Regions from separate parts of the Homo sapiens genome. Here region 1 is linked to region 2. A link is a contact called in ENCODE Hi-C or POLR2A ChIA-PET data. All regions are on one chromosome and are shown on one strand. The core of a region is the stretch at or near the end of the contact, and the rest is flanking DNA. Distances in the headings are between cores, read along the strand shown. Region 1 holds the start of SRGAP1 (SLIT-ROBO Rho GTPase activating protein 1). Region 2 holds the start of DPY19L2 (dpy-19 like 2).

What was found. Hi-C counts contacts between places; a loop is a spot of excess contacts on that map. ChIA-PET counts read pairs that join two places held with the same protein, here RNA polymerase II (POLR2A). Pooled maps may share reads with other maps.
Region 1: a pooled map shows a loop between it and region 2 (5-fold over the local background). The contact joins the promoter of SRGAP1 here to the promoter of DPY19L2 in region 2. A Hi-C loop is called at or near these places in 1 of 37 single-sample maps with no recorded cell type and 8 of 50 pooled maps. POLR2A ChIA-PET finds 5 or more read pairs at or near these places in 1 of 52 experiments (Panc1).

Annotation. Positions count from the first base shown.
Region 1 is chr12:63,842,842-63,847,918 of GRCh38, reverse strand. SRGAP1 (SLIT-ROBO Rho GTPase activating protein 1) reads right to left here and starts at 3,219. Exons shown (of 22, transcript NM_020762.4): 1 at 3,036-3,219. The coding sequence starts at 3,102. RefSeq lists silencers at 3,377-3,636, 3,747-3,806, 3,867-4,286 and enhancers at 3,213-3,712, 3,713-4,214.
Region 2 is chr12:63,666,761-63,671,684 of GRCh38, reverse strand. It overlaps DPY19L2 (dpy-19 like 2), which reads left to right and starts at 3,192. Exons shown (of 22, transcript NM_173812.5): 1 at 3,192-3,628. The coding sequence starts at 3,292. RefSeq lists enhancers at 1,785-2,284, 2,285-2,786, 3,236-3,295.

The DNA of each region.
Region 1 (5,077 bases), core at 1,970-4,469, 180 kb before region 2:
TTGTTATTAGGGAAAATGGGAGAGAGTAACAGGGGAAAATATTCTAGAGTGTTAGGTTCTAAGTTAGAAGGTAGAAAAAAAAATACATATAATCAAAATGACTCTTGAAATCACCCACACACCTAAGTCACCTATAGAGTCCAATATGTATGTTTATTCATTGTGTTTTTCTTGAGACAGAGTCTCACTCTGTCAGCCAGGCTGGAGTGCAGTGGCGCAATTTCAGCTCACTGCAACTTCTGCCTCCCGGGTTCAAGCAATTCTCCTGACTCAGCCTCCAGGGTAGCTGGGACTACAGGCATGCACCACCATGTCCGGCTAATTTTTGTATTTTTAGTAGGGACAGGGTTTCACCATGTTGGCCAGGCTGGTCTCGGCCTCAAGTGATCCGCCCACCTCGGTCTCCCAAAGTGCTGGGATTACAGGCGTGAGCCACCGTGCCTGGCCTAGACTTATGTCTTAATGAGTCCCACACAGTCAGGTTTTCCTTTAGCAATAGAACAGAATTTTTTTTTATCATCAGATAAAGTTGCTGACTGTAATTTAAAAAGTAGTTTGTTCCAAATACATATACCTTTATTTATTTATTTATTTATTAGACAGAGTCTCACTCTGTCACCCAGACTGGAGTGCAGTGATGTGATTTCGGCTCACTGTAACCTCTGCCTCCTGGGTTCAAGTGGAACCACAGGCACACTGGGACCACAGGTGTGTGCCACCACACCTAGCTAATTTTTGTATTTTTTGGTAAAGATGTGGTTTCTCTACCAAAATGTTGGCCAGGCTGGTCTTGAACCCCTAACCCCAAGTGATCCGCCTGCCTCAGCCTCCTGAAATGCGGAGATTACAGGCATGCACCACTGCACCTGATCCCAAAACACATACCTGTAAATAACAGACTAGCACTCTGCGAGGGTACAGAAAAACCAGTCTTGTCTCCCATGCTGTCCTTACTAAGGGGCCTACTCTCCCTGCATTGGACAGCTGGCCTCATGTACTATTTATCTGTTATTTGTCTCCCACTCTCTTCTTGATTTGCCTAGAAGTACCAGGTGAATTTGTGCCATTTAATGCGTATATGATCTGACTCCATGATATTCCCTTATTCCCATGTTTGTGTATGGATGTAGTGATCTAGGTTAGATACTGGATGTGTAGGTACTGCAGGAGGAGGTAAAGCCTGGACTCAGGGCAGGGCAGGTGCAGTGAAGACTCCTAAAGCAGCCTAGGGACTCGTGGGTGTGTGGAAGGAAGAAGTGTTGAAGGAAATAGGGAGAAGGTCATTCTCTGTGGGACAGACTTAGCTCCAAATGTGATTTTCACCATGTTCATGATTTTTCTTCCGTTTGAATTTGATAGACACATTGCAACACATCCCATTTCGCTGATTTTCAAATAAGGACTTGATCACTGGCAAGTGACCTTACAGCAAACATAAAGAAATCAACATTTGGAAGTGCATTTGCCAATTAGTGCTCTAGGCGGCAGAAAAACCAGACCGCCACCCCTTGAAGACCTGCCACAAAGAGCCATGTGGAAAAACTGCACAGAGAAATGGTGGTTGTGAACAAGAGTACTGCCCTGGAATGAAAGGTTTTAGGCTATGTTGGACTCACTGAAAAAAGAAAGGTTAGTCTCATTAGAAAGTTTACCTGGCTCTAAGAAAATAATTACTTATCTGCTAACACAACTTCCATAGCAATGAAACAAGTTCCTGTAAGTATAAATTATCACAATTCCAAGCAGACAAAAATCTGTGTCTCCTGAACACATTATAGGGGTCAGCCTATAGATAACTCCATTATAGGGGTCCTCCTAAAGATAACCTAAGTTATCTTGCATATTGTGTCTGCAGTGTCCACAATGAGTTGGTCTGTATTCACACTGGATGATACAGGATTTCTCCACCAGGTCCTCTCACAGGACTCCAGGCATTTTTACAACTTGACCACACAAAAGAACACTCAGGCTGCTCCTCCCTTGCTCAAGGGAAGTACAGTAATGCCTCTCTCCGTAGCCCTTTCATAAGACTGTGCATAGATAAACACAGGTGTATACATAGCAATCTTTATGAACTTTGCATTGAATGTGTCAAAGAACAGTGGCGGTCCCAACATTCCATCCATTGTCTCAATCAGGAAAGCTACTCCTGAGACCTCAGGAAAGAGGAGGAAAAAATTCAAGTAACACATATGTTTACGAAACACTTCAGTAACAAAACAAAATACTTGTATTGGAGAGAAAATATATATATTTTTAATCACAAGGCATAGAAAGTAAAAATAATCAGCCTTAATTAGGTTTCCTTCATTAGTTGACAATGTAAATGGACTGAAACTACTACTCAAATATTCAAACCTTCATTTTACATGCAAGTGGCTTCCAGAAAATGATAAAGCAATATTCCCATGTGAGTGTGAAAGATGGCAATGAATTCTGGCCCATTATAAAGGAAGAGTCAGATTCCACTAGTCACTGCTTCGTTTAACTGCCAGGCTTTTAGGGAGCTATTTAATAAAAGGGGTCTCGCCCTAATAAATTGTGAGCGGTGTAAATAGGTGAGTGGTGTAAATATCTGAAATAGCCTGCACTCAATGAGGCTGTAGACCGCTTGGGGTTCACAGACTTTACAAAAATCATTCCGTAAAAAAATTACGTAGTGACAATCCTACCATTTAAAAAGAATAATGATGGTGATAATAATAGCTGGACAGGATCCTCCACTGCTGCCTGCTTCCCACATAAGTTGCCCAGCTGAAGGTGGTTAAGTTAAAGCCAGTTCTCTCCCCATTAGAGATGCGGGCTGGCAGCTGGCGGGGGAAGTCACCCAGTTTCCAGCTCCCCGTGGGTTTGACGGGACTGGGATTGCAACTGGGAACTAACTGGCTTGTAGGAAGCCCAGGTGGCTCAGACAGGGCTCGAGCTGTCCCCTCACCACCTTCCTCCCACGCAGACACCAAGTTAGATACGCAACTCCACGAGCACAATGACAAGAAGGCACACAAAAGGAGCAAGGCAGCCGCTCCCATCCTTACCTTTGACTTGACTTTCATACTCGGCTATGATCTCTTTGTCCTTCTTGAATCGGCTCGGGGTGGACATTATCCAGCTGTTCCGGGTTTGCTTTCAATGGGCAAGTTTTGTTCAGTGGTCACAACCCGTTCTCCTTGGAGAGGCAGAGTTGTACTCCCACACGCAGGCAATCCAGAGGCAGCGCCGACCCGAGGGAAGGGAGGAGGGAGAGGAGAAGTAGGAGGAGGAGGGGAAAAAGAGCGAGTAGAGAGGACTAGATTAGCCCGGGCGCTGGCACCATACTCTCGAAATTGAGCTCCGTCGGTAATCCCAGGGGATCCCCGGGGGAGAGGCCGGACGCGCAGGCAAACTCCAGCCAGCGAGTGGCGGGGGACGTCTCCCTGCCCACCTCGCCGGGAGCCCGGCCACTTCCTCTACGGCCGCTGGGCGGGCGCGGGGCTCGCGCCGGCGCTCCGCACCATTGTTCGAGACCCGCACCGGGCGCCCGGGACAGGGCCAGCGGCGGAGGGCAGGCGCTGGGAACGCGCCCAGCTCGGGCGCCACAACCCTCCCTTCCTGCCTCCAGCTGTCGGCTCCGGCGCTCAAGGGTCCCGCCCGGGCTGGGGATGCTGCTGCCACGGCCGCCGCTCCTCTGCCCGCAGACACTGCCGCTACAGCTCGGCAGGCGAAAGGAATCGCAGTCCTGACGCGAGTCCCCGCTGCTGCTGAGAGGGTGAAGGCGGCGACGCTCAGACGCGCCCTGGGCACAGCCCCGGCGGAGTTTAGGTCTCCAGAGCCGGCGCCGCGAGGGGCCTCTGCCTCCCTGGCCGCGGTGCGCCGAGGCTGCCTTTCTCTGCGTCCCCCTTTCCGCTGCTGCCCCCAGGAGGCCGCTAGTGACAGGCACACTCGCACACGCACGCGGGAGCCGCGCCCCCGGCGGCAGCAAAGTTGAGGGTGCGCACACGGCTCGCGCCTCGCGGGCGCCCGGCTAGCGATCTGCGGGCGGTGGCTCCTCGGGGCTCCGCCAGGCGGGGCCAGGCTCGCGGGAGCGGACCGCGCTCCGGCCTGTGCCCTTCTCCGTCCAAGCTCCCGCCCCTGCTCCGCTAGGAAACGCCTGGCTGGTCCGGGAAGATGGATGCCTCTTGTGGCCAACCGCAGCCCGGCCCCGCGCGCCGAGCCCAGGAGGCCGTGGGCGGCGCCCCCGGCACCTCCCTCCGCCGAGGCCCCGCACCTCCCTCCGCCGAAGCCCCGCTCCACCGCTAGCCGAGGTCGCGGCTCCGGCGGCAGGAAAACCCCTTCCTGACCTGAGGGACCGCCTTCTGGCTCTGGCGGGGGCTCTGGTGGGGCTTTTGCCAGAATCTAATGGGGAAGTCCAGAGTTGGATGTATCCATGACACAAAGGGATGTTACTCCGAGACGCTGGACCCCAATAGAAAAACTGAACACTGAATTGTGAATGACCTGGCTGTTAATCCAAAGAGCGCGAAGCTCTTCAATCGAGGCGGAGAAAAACACCCACCTTGAACACCATATCCTCTATTCCTACAGTAGATAGGGAAGCTAGGATGGTAGGAAAGCGATGGTATGGAAACACGTCACACTTAACGGCGTTGTTAGCTTATTTATTTACTAAACTCCAGATTTTATTCCAATTTTACCAATTTTTTCGACTAGTGTCATTTTTTCTGTTCCAAGATCCAACACAGGACACTACATTGCACTTAGTACTTTTACGGTTGTTTTTGTTTTTGTTTTTTGATTTTGTTTTTTGGGGGTTTTTTTTGAGACGGGGTCTCACTCTCGCCCAGGCTGGAGTGCAGGGGCACGAGCTCCGCTCACTGCAACCTCCGCCTCCCGGGTTCAAGTGATTCTCCTGGCTCAGCCTCCAGAGTAGGTGTGACTACAGGCGCCCGCCACCGTGCCTGGGTAATTTTTGTATCTTTAGTAGAAACAGGGTTTTGCCATGTTGGTCAGGCTGGTCTTGAACTCCTGACCTCAAGTGATCCGCTCACCTCGGCCTCCCAAAGTGGTAGGATTACAGGTGTGAGCCACGGCGCCCGGCCAC
Region 2 (4,924 bases), core at 1,943-4,442:
AGGGATAGCATTGGGAGATATACCTAATGTAAATGATGAGTTAATGGGTGCAGCACACCAACATGGCACATGTATACATATGTAACAAACCTGCACGTTGTGCACGTGTACCCTAGAACTTAAAGTATAATAAAAACATATATATAAAAAAGCTAAATCATGAGACATCTCTGTTTCAAAGATGATAAGATAATGCAAGAATATATTGCATCTTATCTAATTATAATGTGCTATTTTAATTGTCAATTAATCATAGATTAAATTATCAACGTAACTGCTTTAAGTTATTAGTCATTATAGTGATTAGTTAGTATACAGCTAAAATGTGACTCAAATAACCATTCAAAATAATGAGGTCAAAATAAGTGACCACTGTTACAGAAGCTGTAAAAACATGAAAACATCCATGATTCTATTCAACTGCACATAAAACTAAGTGTCATGATTTCCCTCTTATACACAAATCTACTCCTCTCCTTAGTAGGAGTAGATACATAATGATTTAGGCAACTATCTCTCAGTTAACTAATGAACCTAAAACATGTATTACTGTTTAATAATTACTAACATATCACTTGATGACAAAGAAACCAAGTGAGCAAAATATTAATTGGAAGTGTTGGCAAAAATAGCAACAACTTTTGCACCAACCTAAAAATCCTCACTACTGCACTATAGGATGGCCGGTCTAGAACATAATAAAGGAACATTTGTTTAAGCATGTGCTGTGTTTTTGATGCTTTACAAGCATTAATTCATTCAATCATACCATCAGTAAGACAAATATAACTGTCTTCATTTTTCAGATGAGGAAATTAATCCTAGAGTGGCTAAATTACTAGCTCAAGGTCATACATTGGTAATCTTCCTATATGAGTCCCCTGTGTAAAAGATTTAGAGCAGCACATGGCACACAGTTAATTTTATGTGTTTACTAAACATATGAATCATAAAATATATCCTGCTTCTTTTTTCCTTTAACATTATATCATGACTATTTTCCTATATCATTAAATATCCATGCAAAATGACTTTAGTGGCTGTAATGCTTCACTATATGAATGTTTCATAACTTAGTGTTTGATACTGAGGCCACTTCTATTTTTTAACGATATAAATAATAGCACAATGAACATTCTTATAAAAAGATTAATTTTTTAAATGATAAAAATGACCAGATTTGTACTTTCAAGGGCTAGACCATGGGTAAGAGCATTTTGTATCCCATCAGGACACCAAGTGATGCAAAAGGCAATTGGAAACTCCAGAAAAACCAAACTGACCAAAAAGAAAAACAATCACTCCACTTCACTTATTGTTCCAAAACACATTAAAACAGTCATATTTTAAAATAAGGTGCTTTGAGTTTGCCTAGCCATTCAAGAATATATTCTTCTTAACCACCGTAAATACTTTGTATTTTAAATGCAGTATTGGATAGATAGAATTTATTAGCTGTTAAAACTTGGGCAAATAACTACATCCTGATGCTTGATTTTAAAATTTGCATACAGTCATTGCATGATTAAGTGAGAAAACATTTTGAGCACCAAACACAATGCCAGGAATGCAGAAATGCTGCTTGAAAAAAATCTCCCAAAACAAAAAATGAGCAGTAGTAGCACTTACTGAATTTAACTGAGTGAGAAGATAAATAGTACTGTCAGTTAAGTGCTCTAGACCTTCAGAAAAAGCATAATTAATATGGGCTGGAGAAATGGGCTGGGGCTTGGAAGGTGACAGCATTCAGATGGGCAGGGAGAAAAGGATGCAAAAGCCAAGGGATGGCTTTTCCACATGAATAAAGGAATTCAGCAGTTATGATGTCTCAGGTTGTGGACTTTACCTGAAATGACTGAGATGGAAGATTTTGTGCCCGAGGAAGTGGGAAATTAAAGTTGAAAAGGTATATTGGGCAAATATTGAAGGCATTGGTGAGCAAGCCTAGGACTTGATTTGTGGGCCACGAACATTTTTGTGCTGTGTTGCATCAGGAAAAATTAACCTGGCCACAATGAGCCAGGCTTTAGATTGGTCAGTTAGGGTATGGGAGTTCAATGTGATCCATCATCAAACAGATGGGAAGTGAAGCGGTGTGGGCTCCAGCATGTGGCCCGTGACAGAGGACATGGAAAATGTCAGTGGCCCCAGTGCATCTGTGCCAGCCGCTTTGGCCTCTTGTAGGGCTGTGCGGTGACTGGGAGCTAAGCGCTCCCCTCTTAGTTGGTCCTGGCTGGTGCTGAAAGCGCTTGAGCACACCGCTCCTAGGGCTGATGACTTCTGAGGAACCTTATTGGAAAAGCATTTTGCTCTAAGATTCAGTAAACGCTGTCCCGTGCCAAGGAAGTGGCGTCAACCTGAGGCTCTGGGATCAGACCCACCGGACTCACGCCGGCTCTGCCACTTGTTGCCCGCAGTCTCGGCCCGTTCCCTCTGCGTTGGCAACGGGCACTGACTGTCCGATACCTCAGCGATCGTAGGGGAGTAGAGACGTTCCTAATGCCGGGCGCACCGCCGGCGGGCCGGCGGTTCCGTTGGCTTCCCTGACACACTTCCTACAGTCATTTCTTTCAGCTGAGATCTTTCCCTTTAATACCTCGTTAATTAACGTGTAATCTTTTGGTTAAAATGTCACAGCTAAGACTAAACCCGAAGAAAAGAATGAAACCACGGGAAGTTCTTCAGACAGTCGCCGCAAGGTTATGGGCCGAAGTGGTGCAGGGGCGGCGCCCGGGGAAGCGACTGGCAGAGCTGTGCGCACTGGGGGTGCTGCAGGCGCTGGGGAGAGTGTGGAGAGGCTGCGTGGAGCTGCGCGCTCGGGGTGGGGGCTGCACTCCCAATGAAGCGCGTGAAGGGCAAGCGGTGATGGGTTCTGCGCCAGTGGGGCTGGGAGCCCGTCCGGGGCTGTACATGGGGCTGCGCGCAAGGTGAGGACTGCGCATGTGGGCTTGGGGCCTGCGCGCACCGGAGGCTGCAGGCGCTGGGGAGGGTGTGGGGGGCTGTGCGTGGGGCTGCCCTCACCGGAAGCTGCACGCTCTGGGAAGCGCAGAGGCGGGGGTGCTGCTCGCGCTGGGGAGCACGTGAGGGGACACTCAGGGACTGCCCGCGCGAATGGCTTCCAACGCATGCGCCCCACCCCACATTTCACAGTCGCCATGACGACCGGGAGGTCCGCAACGGCTGCGGGGACAAGTCCGTTGAGGCTGCCAGGCGAGTCAGGTCTCTCTGGACCTCGCCTGACTCGGCTGGGCTGTGCCTGAAATTGACCCAGCTCCACCATACTCCTTGATTATGAGAAAACAAGGAGTAAGCTCAAAGCGGCTGCAATCTTCCGGCCGCAGCCAGTCTAAGGGGCGGCGCGGGGCCTCCCTCGCCCGGGAGCCGGAGGTAGAGGAGGAGATGGAAAAGTCGGCCCTAGGCGGCGGGAAACTGCCAAGGGGCTCCTGGAGGTCCTCCCCGGGGAGGATCCAAAGTCTGAAAGAGCGAAAAGGCTTGGAGCTAGAGGTGGTGGCCAAGACCTTTCTTCTCGGCCCCTTCCAGTTCGTCCGTAATTCCCTGGCGCAGCTCCGGGAAAAGGTGCAGGAACTGCAGGCGCGGCGGTTCTCCAGCAGAACCACTCTCGGCATCGGTGAGGAGAGGGCAGGAGAGCCCTAGGAGGGAGCCGCATGGCGCTTTTCTTGAGTCTTGAAGGAGATCAGTTTAACAAGCAAGGGTTTGTGGGTGCCTAGTAGGAAATAATAGCAAGGTCCGAGTAGAAAGAAGTTGGCCAAAGATCTTGTCATTGAACCAGGGGAGAGAGAGAGATAGGGAGTATATTGGTTTGAAGGGCTGTCAGATCGCAGAGAGTGTTTTAAGGTCTAGGAGTTTTAAAGGCTGAGGGGAAGGATCAAGAGAAGATGATGAGATTAAGATTCCAAGAGAGGAAATAATTAGTGGAGCAAGTCTTGCAATATTTGGGAGGGGTAGAATTAAAGGTACAAATTTGAGAAGCTAACTGTGGAAAAGAGGAGAGAGAATTCCTTTTCTGAGATGGCAGGGAGTAGAAAAGTGAGGATTACTATATGGAGAAATGTTAAAGTGGAAATAAAAGAAGTTGGGAGTGTTGGTGTCTAATGGTCTTTGTTTCAGTGAAGTATGAGGCTGGGTCACCTTCAGAGGTGAGATTGATAGGATGCCGTGGTCCAGGGGACATTCTTCTGTCACAGCTTGGAAAGGGCATGTGATAAGCCCTTCAAGCATTTAGAATACTGGCATCGTTACACCATATCATTTTTTTTCAGATGTGGTATGTGGGTTAAGGGAGGGAGTGAGAGACACAGAAAGATTTTGAGCATCTTTGGAAAGCTGGATGAATTTGGTAGTATATTTGACCTTTTCCTTATATATCATCTGAAGAGTTTTTGCCAGTGTATATAATTGTTGGGAGAATTAGAAATAGGATACAAATATAGTTGAACAGGATAGTCTCTGTATATTTTAAAATTAATGAAGCCTAATAAACAGTTAATGAGCATCTTTACAACCATTTAAAGTTTTCAACCTTTTAAAAATTATAGCAACCGTGCTTGCATACAGTCCAAAAATGCACCATGGGCCATACTTTGCCTATCCTGGTATAAAACAAGTAAATCTTCCGAGAAGTATTTAAGATAAGCCCAGGACAGTTAGTAATATAGGAAAAGATCTGGATAAGCATGGTTGAGAATTTCAACACTGCAATTTTTTAATTTTTAAAAATTTAATTTCTTCAATAATTATTGAATTAATTTGCATTTATGTTGTTAGCCAAGTGAAGTAATTTTTGAGTTTTTAAGAGGCTATTATTGGTGGTTTATAAGATGACTTGCCAAGTATATTTAGGATAACCATAAGAAATACCATTATAAAATCTCAGAAGGGAGGTGGGACTTCTGGAATAGCCAAG